Linked DNA regions of Mus musculus: region 2 is linked to region 1. A link is a contact called in ENCODE Hi-C or POLR2A ChIA-PET data. All regions are on one chromosome and are shown on one strand. Each heading gives the region's core, a stretch centred on a gene start or an enhancer-like site at or near the end of the contact. The rest is flanking DNA. Distances are from core to core; before and after follow the strand shown.

The links. Hi-C counts contacts between places; a loop is a spot of excess contacts on that map. ChIA-PET counts read pairs that join two places held with the same protein, here RNA polymerase II (POLR2A).
Region 2: POLR2A ChIA-PET joins it to region 1 with 11 read pairs in embryonic stem cell. The contact joins the promoter of Ranbp3 here to the promoter of Ptprs in region 1. A Hi-C loop is called at or near these places in 2 of 37 maps with a recorded cell type or tissue (both v-Abl transformed pro-B cells). POLR2A ChIA-PET finds 5 or more read pairs at or near these places in 5 of 5 experiments (Patski and embryonic stem cell).

What each region holds. Positions count from the first base shown.
Region 1 is chr17:56,474,645-56,478,738 of GRCm38, forward strand. It overlaps Ptprs (protein tyrosine phosphatase, receptor type, S), which reads right to left and starts at 1,836. Exons shown (of 33, transcript NM_011218.2): 1 at 1,696-1,836. It overlaps Gm32822 (a long non-coding RNA gene), which reads left to right. Exons shown (of 4, transcript XR_385656.4): 1 at 1-708; 2 at 1,572-3,687. Gm9258 (a long non-coding RNA gene) reads right to left here and starts at 1,629. Exons shown (of 1, transcript XR_105855.2): 1 at 704-1,629.
Region 2 is chr17:56,671,526-56,675,619 of GRCm38, forward strand. It overlaps Ranbp3 (RAN binding protein 3), which reads left to right and starts at 1,700. Exons shown (of 17, transcript NM_001252466.1): 1 at 1,700-1,886. The coding sequence starts at 1,865.

The DNA.
Region 1 (4,094 bases), core at 586-3,085:
GGGTGGCTGGTTTCCCCCGGGGGACTGGGGGTGGGAGAGCCATCCCCAAGAAGAAATGCAATGTCATGGTGAGGGTGTGTCCCCCCCATACTCCTTGGGGCCCCACAAGGGACAGGACGGGAGTTTGTGGGTCTCTGGAGACCCAGGCGCGATGGGCAGGGAGACGGACCGGAGGCCAGGCACAGACATTATCTGGGACCTAAGTGTCCCCCCACTGTTCCGAGCTGGGGACTCTGAGGTTGGTCGGGGCGGGAAGCCGCCCCCAGCTCCAGCTGCCCGCCTGCAGCCGCCAAGAAATCAGCTGGCAGAAGGCAGGAGCAGGGACAGAAGGCAGCTGGAGATTGACAGGGGGAGGGACACAAAGAAAGGAGAAAAGACCGGGCAGGGGGGAGGGGAGTCTATGCAAATGGCAGCTCCCACTACCCGGCCTTTAATGAAGGAAGGAGTCGCAGCTGGCAAGAGAGGCCAGAGCCCGAGTAGGAGGGTCCCAGGCTAGCCCAGACAAAGCAGACGGCCGTTATCTGCACCATAGAGACAGCAGCACCCCCCGGGGGGTACAGAAGCCAGGACCCAGGATCCAGGTGCAGAAAGATGGGTGAACAGGATGTGTCCACCAATCTAACACCCTCGGGATCCCTCTTGCTCTGTAGAAGACTCTTTGGATCCCCGAGTGCCCATCCAGGCTTGGGACACCTCAGAGGTCTCCATGTGAGCACCAAGGACGGTTTATTGGGGGAGGGACATCCTTGCTCAGGTTGGAAAGTGAGCGTAAGGGAACCCCTGCCAGGCCAGGAGACACCCGGGGAAGTGACCGTTAGGAGGTTCTACTGGAGGGAGAGACGAGGTGAGGGGTGACCGGGAAGATGGGCGCTCACACCTGCTGCAGGTTTTCGGGGGCATATGGAGGCAGATTTGAGAGCAGGGAAAAGGGGTAACGCACAGGGATTTGGGGGGTGTGGCAATCAAAAGGATCCTCGCTCATAGTGGTGCTGGGGTTTGGGGGTGAAGAGGCTCCACGATGAGCAGAGAACTTGGCCCTGACCCAGCTCGCATTGCAACGGGGGTACCTGCTCTCGGACCCCATTTCCTTCTGCGCCCCAGTCCCCGCCCCCGGTGACGTCACCACCCTCAGCCAGTCGGGGGGCTCTTGGGGTGTACCGGGGGCCTTAGGGCCGCAGGCTGGCTCCCCGGGGTTCCCCACAGGCCCCCGCATCGCGAGGATGAGGGTGGATGAGCAGTCCCAATCCCAAAGCTGGGGGAGGTCGGGGGTTGGGGGCGCCCGGACCGCAGAAGGGTGGAACCGAAGCCCCAGGTGATCTGAGGCGCCTGGCCCGGTCTGCAGCTCCAGACGCTGACACCGCGCACCGCACACCGCGTCCCCGCCCGGCTGGTGCAGTCGGTGACCCTGGGTACGGGCCAAGTCGCCCGCGCGCGTCCTCATCCCTCCTGGACCCTGTCTCTACCGGTTCCCGTTTCTGTGGGTCTCTGTCCCTCCGGGTCCACAACCCTCGCGGTCCCCATTTCTCCAGCTCCATCCCTCCAGGTCCTCCACATCCCTCTCCTTCTTGCAGAATCCGATTACGGCTGCAGCCCGGACCCCCTTCGGAGCACAAAGGCGGAGAAGCTTGGAAGCACAAAGCCGGCGCCGCCCACCCCGCCCCCTGTGTCCCCCGTGCGCCCCGTGCACCCCGGTACCTGCGGGCTCCGCATGCTGCTCCCGGCACCGGGTCGGCCCGGGCTCCGGCGGCTCCGCGTGTGCGCGCGGCCCGAGCTGCCTGGCGGGCGGGGCAAAACCCCACTGCGGCTCGCGCGCCCCCAGCCGGTGACGTCACCCCTTCCGCCGCCGCGGCCCTGGGGCCTGGCCGTGTACAGTACTGCGCCTGCGCGCAGATGCCTGCCCAGTGAGGAGGCGCTGCTGGGTCACGTGCTTCAGGAGCCTGTAGAAGGCCCGGGGAGCACGTGGGACGTGGGACACGTGGCCCGGCCTGTCTCCTCTGGATTCCTTTTAAACTCAAGTTCTGTTGTAGCCCATGCTGGCCTCAAGTTACACTGAGGATGACCTGAGCCTCCTGCCTGTCTCCCCACTCTGCTTTCTTTGGCCAAAATATCCTTTCCCTAAAATCTTTCCCATCAAGCCCGCCTTGCTGGCTGAAGAGGCTGAAGCAGGAGGACGTCGTTTTTGAACAGCCTGGGATAACAATGAATTCGAGACCAGCTTGGGAAAAGGAGGATGAGCTGGGCATTAAAAAAAATTTTTTAAAAGTGGGGGTGGGGCTCAAAATGGCTCGGCAAATAGAGGTGTTTGCAGCCCAAGCCAGAGAACCTGACTTCAATCCCCAAAGTCCCATAGTGGAAGGAGGAATCTGACTCCTATGGCGCTGACCTCCACATGTATGCACACACCCATGTCCACTGAGTTACTAGACATGCCAAACAGATGAAATGCAGCAAAAGACTGAAAAACACCTTAAAGAAAAGAGTAGTCACAGGCATGGGGTGCGAAACTTTTAGACAGCAGCAGGAGAATTGCTGCAAGTGTGAGTCGAGTGTGGACTGCACCTGAGACCCTGCCTCAAATAACGAAACGATTTTGTTTTACAGTCTGGGTTTTTTTCCCCTCTGGAATTCATTCATTCCGGCCCAGAGCTGGAGACATGAGCAAGAGCCTGGAGCCGAAGAGTCCGGGCGGAAGGACTGGGTCATAAACGGGGAAGAGTGCCATGAATAATTGACAAGGAGCCTAAATTAAGAACAGGGCTTCCCAGAGCCTGCACCGCGGCCAGTTTAGCAGAGACGGCTTTGTCCTCTTGCCTGACTGGGGTGACCCTGATTGACGTACGTGGTGCTAGTCGAGATTGGAGCACGTAGAAGGTGCCGGAGGTTTGCATAGTGTTCAGGGGCCCTTAGTGTAGTTTCTCTCATGCACAGCAGGTACTTGAAGTTTGGGTACTCTGTGGAGATGTCCACATCCTTGCATAGTCCCTGCAGGTGTATGGCACTGTTGGCTGCACACAGTGTGTACTCATATATTATGGAGCTGGGTGCTGGCAGGACTGGCCATGCCAGAGCAGACTGGCCATCCATCAGGGAGGGAACCAGGCCTTGCCTTGTTTGTCCGAACTGAGTAACCGCTTCTGCCCCCTGGGTCCTCGTGAGCAGCGAAGGGGAACATGTAAACCGCGGGTCTGAGAGTCTGGAAGCTTCCAGTGGCCATTCATCCCCTCTCAGATCCCCGCTGTGTTAAATGCCATTTACACAGAAGTAACAAAACAGAACAATCGGCCTGCAGCTGACAGAGCATAGACAGGCAACAATATATCAACCCAAAGCCGGTTATGTGTTCAGCCACTTAGGGCGGCCATCGCTACCTCTGCTTCAGTCACAGCAGACTCCTGCTCCTCCTTTGCCCCTACTCCTCCCACACAGGTTCCGGCCTGCCCCAGGGCCCTGGTACATGCTGGTCCTCAGCCTAGTGAGATGTTCCTTTCGCTGCTCAGAGACGACCATTCCCAGAACCACTTCCTGGCAGACTGTTCCCAATATTGTGCTGAAGAGGTATTCTCACAGTCAGAAATGCTATGACCCTCCGTTTGCTTCTCATGACGCAGGCTCCTTGCTCGGGTTGTGCCTCGATGTCCTGTCTCTGTGTGGCAACAGCTGATGACTTAGGGCTGTAGGAAGAGTGAGGTGAGTCATCCTACCAATCACCGCAATTGGTGGAGCCTAGAATTCCCCAAGAGAGGCTTGGGGGCGTGGCTCAGGCCGCAAGGTCGGGGTCACCGCTTAACTTTGCACAATGATTTCAGCATATTCTAACTGTTGTTGCACCCAGCCCCCTAAGGGGAGGTACTGAGCAGTGACCATATTTGAGCAGACCAGCAGAACCGGTCTTCTCTGAGGGGGCTGTGTTGGATCCAGGGCGGGACCCAGTGGGCTCTAAACTTCTGGTTTTTCTGCCCAGCCTGGCACACACACGGAGGGCAGTATGACTCATTGTTGGGTGAAAAGTTCGCTCTGGAACATTCCTTCCCTCCTGAGTCTGTGGGGCTCGAGGGGCTCTCCCCAGATGCCCACGCTCTTCTTGGCAACTTCCA
Region 2 (4,094 bases), core at 450-2,949, 200 kb after region 1:
AGCAGGATCCCCAACCCCCCTACTTCTTCATGTACACTTGCTGTGCACATACATCCACACTCACCACATACACCAGGGAGACAGAAGGTTGCGTTGTATGCACACATTCATGTTCCCAGGAGTTGGAAGCTGAGGCAGGGGGATTACTGAAAACTCCAGACCAGCCTGAGCTATGTAATGACACTCTCTTTCAAAACTAAAAACCAAAAACCAAAACCAAAACCATTGAACCTGGGTATGATGGTGACATATGTTAGCCTAACTTTCTGGCTGTGCCGGCAGGAGGATCAGAAGTACATGGGCACCCTCATCTACAAAGCCATTTCGAGGGCAGTCTGGGCTACATAAAATACTCAAAACTGGGGGTGGGGGGGGAGAAAGAAAGTGTGAGTGAGCTCTTTTTTTTTTTTTTTTTTTTTCGAGACAGGGTTTCTCTGTGTAGCCCTGGCTGTCCTGGAACTCACTCTGTAGACCAGGCTGGCCTCGAACTCAGAGATCTGCCTGCCTCTGCCTCCCAAGTGCTGGGATTAAAGGCATGTGCCACCACGCCCGGCAAGAGTGAGTTCTATATCTGTGGCCCCAGCACTTGGGAAGATGAGGCAGGAGAATTTTGAGTTCAAGACCAGACTGGACTACACTGTGACAGTGTCTCCCTATCTCACAGATCTATAGGAGTATACCCAGATTTAAAATACGTAGTAGCTGCTTTCAGGTGTCTTGTCAGTATGCAAAGGTGAATATAGGTTTGGTTTTCCATTCTCCCTTCCTTTCTTTCTTCCTTACTTCTTCTTCTTCTTCTTCTTCTCTCTCTCTCTCTCTCTCTCTCTCTCTCTCTCTCTCTCTCTCTCTCTCTCTCTTTCTTTCTTTTTTCCAGACAGGGTTTCTCTGTATAGCCCTGGCTGTCCTGGAACTCACTCTGTAGACCAGACTGCCCTCGAACTCAGAAATCCGCCTGCCTCTGCCTCCCGAGTGCTGGGATTAAAGGCGTACGCCACCACGCCTGGCCTGAGTTCTTAGCACCCACATAGTTGGCTTAGACCGGTCACCCACAGTCCAGTTCCAGGATAGCCTTTCCTTTTTTAGCCTTTTGTAGGCACTGCACACACATAGCACTCATACACAAATACATCTTTTCTTATTACTTATTGTTTGTTTGTTTTCAAGACATAGTCTGTGTAGCCCTGGACCAGGCTGCTCTCAAACGGAGATCCTCTTGCGTCTGCCTGAGTGCTGGGATTAAAGGCGTGCGCACCAATGCCAAGTCTAATGCCCAGAGAGGTTAAGAGTCTAGTTTTATTAGGACATCCTGTGTTTGAAATCTAGGGTGACCTCTGACTTTGCCTCTTCCTCAACCACCCCAAATAGCCATAGGAAAGCTGTGTGAAAGGGCCTGGCTTCTGATTCAGGGACATGGGCCACTCCTTCCTGTACGCGGAATCGCTAAAAAGCCTACCTAGGCTCACGCCAGAGAAACAAACAGAGAAAGTGGCGGGATGGCAGTCAGGACAGCAAGCAGCGGCACGTCTCTCCTGCGCATGCGTGGGGCTCGGCCATCCTCCTCCCCCCCCCCCACCTCCTTAACATGCTGCCAATGCTAGGAGCTCAGGACCAATAGCAAACTGGCGCTGCCTGTGCGCATGCGTGCCACGCTAGCCACACCCTCTTCCCTTTGCGGGCGGGAAGAGGCGGGCGGAGAGCCGTTACTGCGCAGGCGCGCGGCCGGAGCTCTAGCGGGTGCGAGCTTCCCTCCTCCTCACACCGGCGCTGGCTTATGGGATGCGCAGGCGCAGAACTCTCCCAGCAGAAAGCCCTCGGAGCCCGGGGGCCGGGCGCGGGGCCTTGTGGGAGGGCTTAAGGAAGTAAAATGGCGGACCTGGCGAACGAAGGTAGGGGAGGCGCCGCCGGGGGCCAGCTGGCGGCAGGCGGGCGCGGGGCGGGAAGTCAAGGGAGCCCCAGAGTCGAAGGGCGAGCGCTTCAGGTTGTGGGAGTTCGGCCTCACCCGGTCTGGGCACCCAGCGGGCCCCCCTACCGTGGAGTCTGGTCCCCGGCCGGGTTCCTCGCGGCAGCCCCGGCTTCTGCCTCCTCCCGACCTCGAGGCTCCTCGGCCGCGCCGCGACCGCCTCCCACCCCCCACCCCCACCCCACGCCTTCCGGCCTCGCAGGCCGCCCGGGGAGCCCAACGGGCCTTGAGACGCGGCTCCGCGGCCTCGAACGAGGCGGGCGAGACCTCCGAGCCTGCTCGCGGGCCCAGCCCGCCACGCTCCCTTCCCCGCTTCCCTCGCCTGGGGCCTGGGCCTCCTTCCCCGGCATAGCCTCAGGCTCAGGTCCGGCTCTCCTTCATCCCGCGAAGGTGCTCGGCCACCCCGACCTGTAGCTTACACCCCGAGGTCTGCTTAAACCCGGACCGGGCGCCCCTATTCCCGCCACAGGGCTCCAGGTCCTTTGAGGTGCACTTGATGCCCCCCATTTAGGCCTGGCCATCTGATCTTGAAACTCCTAACTGCTTCTTCACATCCCGTTTTTATTTTTGACACCGTGAAACCTCCCCTCTGGAGTCGACATCCCATTTAAGGGGTTTGAATATGGTAGGACTACCCAGTTGTTGCAGAACCTGCACGTCTCTTCCTACCAGTCTTCAGAGTCCTTTGGAGTGCAGCTTACATCCCCTGATTTAGGCTTGGCCACCTGATCTGTATTTCCTAATTCAGTGGTTCTCAATCTTCTTAATGCCGTGACCCTTAAATATAGTTCCTCATTGTGGTGACCCCAACCATAAAATTATTTTTGTTACTTCTTCATAACTAGCTTTGCTACTGTTATGAATGGTAATGTAAATGTTTCTGGATTTCCTATTTAGACATTTGCCAAAGGGGTGGCAACCCACAGGTTGAGCACTGATATACTAATTGCTTCCACACCCCCTTTTGCCCCGTGGCCCTGACTCCCTGAGCACTCTGGGATGTAACACTTTCTCAGTCAGCCTGATGCTTGACACCCAGTGGTGGCCCCTTCGGGGCTCCTCCAGGGTTCAGTTTGGGGACTTCAGGGTCTGTTTTTTTTGTTTTTTGTTTTTTAGATTTATTTATTTTTATTTATCTAAGTACACTGGAGCTGTCTTCAGACACATACCAGAAGAGTACATAGGATCCCATTACAGTAGTTGTGAGCCACCATGTGGTTGCTAGGAATTGAACTCAGGACCCCTGAAAGAGCAGTCAGTACTCTTAACTGCTTAGCCATCTCTCTAGCCCCCAGAGGTCTATTTTCAGCCCTGTCCTTTTTCCTTAACAACTACAGTCAGGCTGTTAGCAGGGACGTGGTACTTCACTATGCACTATGCAGTGACATGTAGTCTGAGGCTTCTGTAGAACACCCAGGGACATGGGGTCCTTCAGAGAGTACACTGGGAGGGACTGGGCATTGGGAGGTATTTACACTCCATCCAGGCCTTGAAGGGTAGATGCAGGTAAGTCAGTTACTAGAGGCAGGTCAGGAAGCAGAGCTGTGTGAACCTGCATAGTCTGGGTAAGCCGCCCCGCCCCCCCCCCCCCCTTACCTATTTTACACAAGCCATTGAGGATGGAGGCAGTAGAGGGAGCCAGGGAAGTAGAGATTGATGTGATGTGCTTTGTGGGTTGGTTGGTTTGTTTGTTTGTTTTTCAAGACAGGGTTTCTCTGTGTAGCCCTGGCTGTCCCAGAACTCACTTTGTAGACCAGGCTGACCTTGAACTCAGAAATCTGCCTGCCTCTGCCTCCCAAGTGCTGGGATTGAAGGCGTACACCACTACTGCGTGGCATGGGTGTGTTTTAAACACAGACTCCTTTTAAAAATTAGGGGATTTTAGTTGGTTTGACAGAGTCTCATATAGCCCAGGTTGCTCTCAGGTTCACAGCTCTAGCCTTGAAGTCCTGACCCTGCGGACTCTACCTCCCAAGTGCTGGGATGACTGGAATATACAGAACATGGGGCTCGTGCCATGGAGGTCTCCTTTATAGTGGGTAATATCCTGTGTAGAACAGAATCCCATCCCAGAAAGTCACCCAGACCTCAACCTGTTATGGTTGTCAATGGGAATTTTTCTCTTACCCCAAGA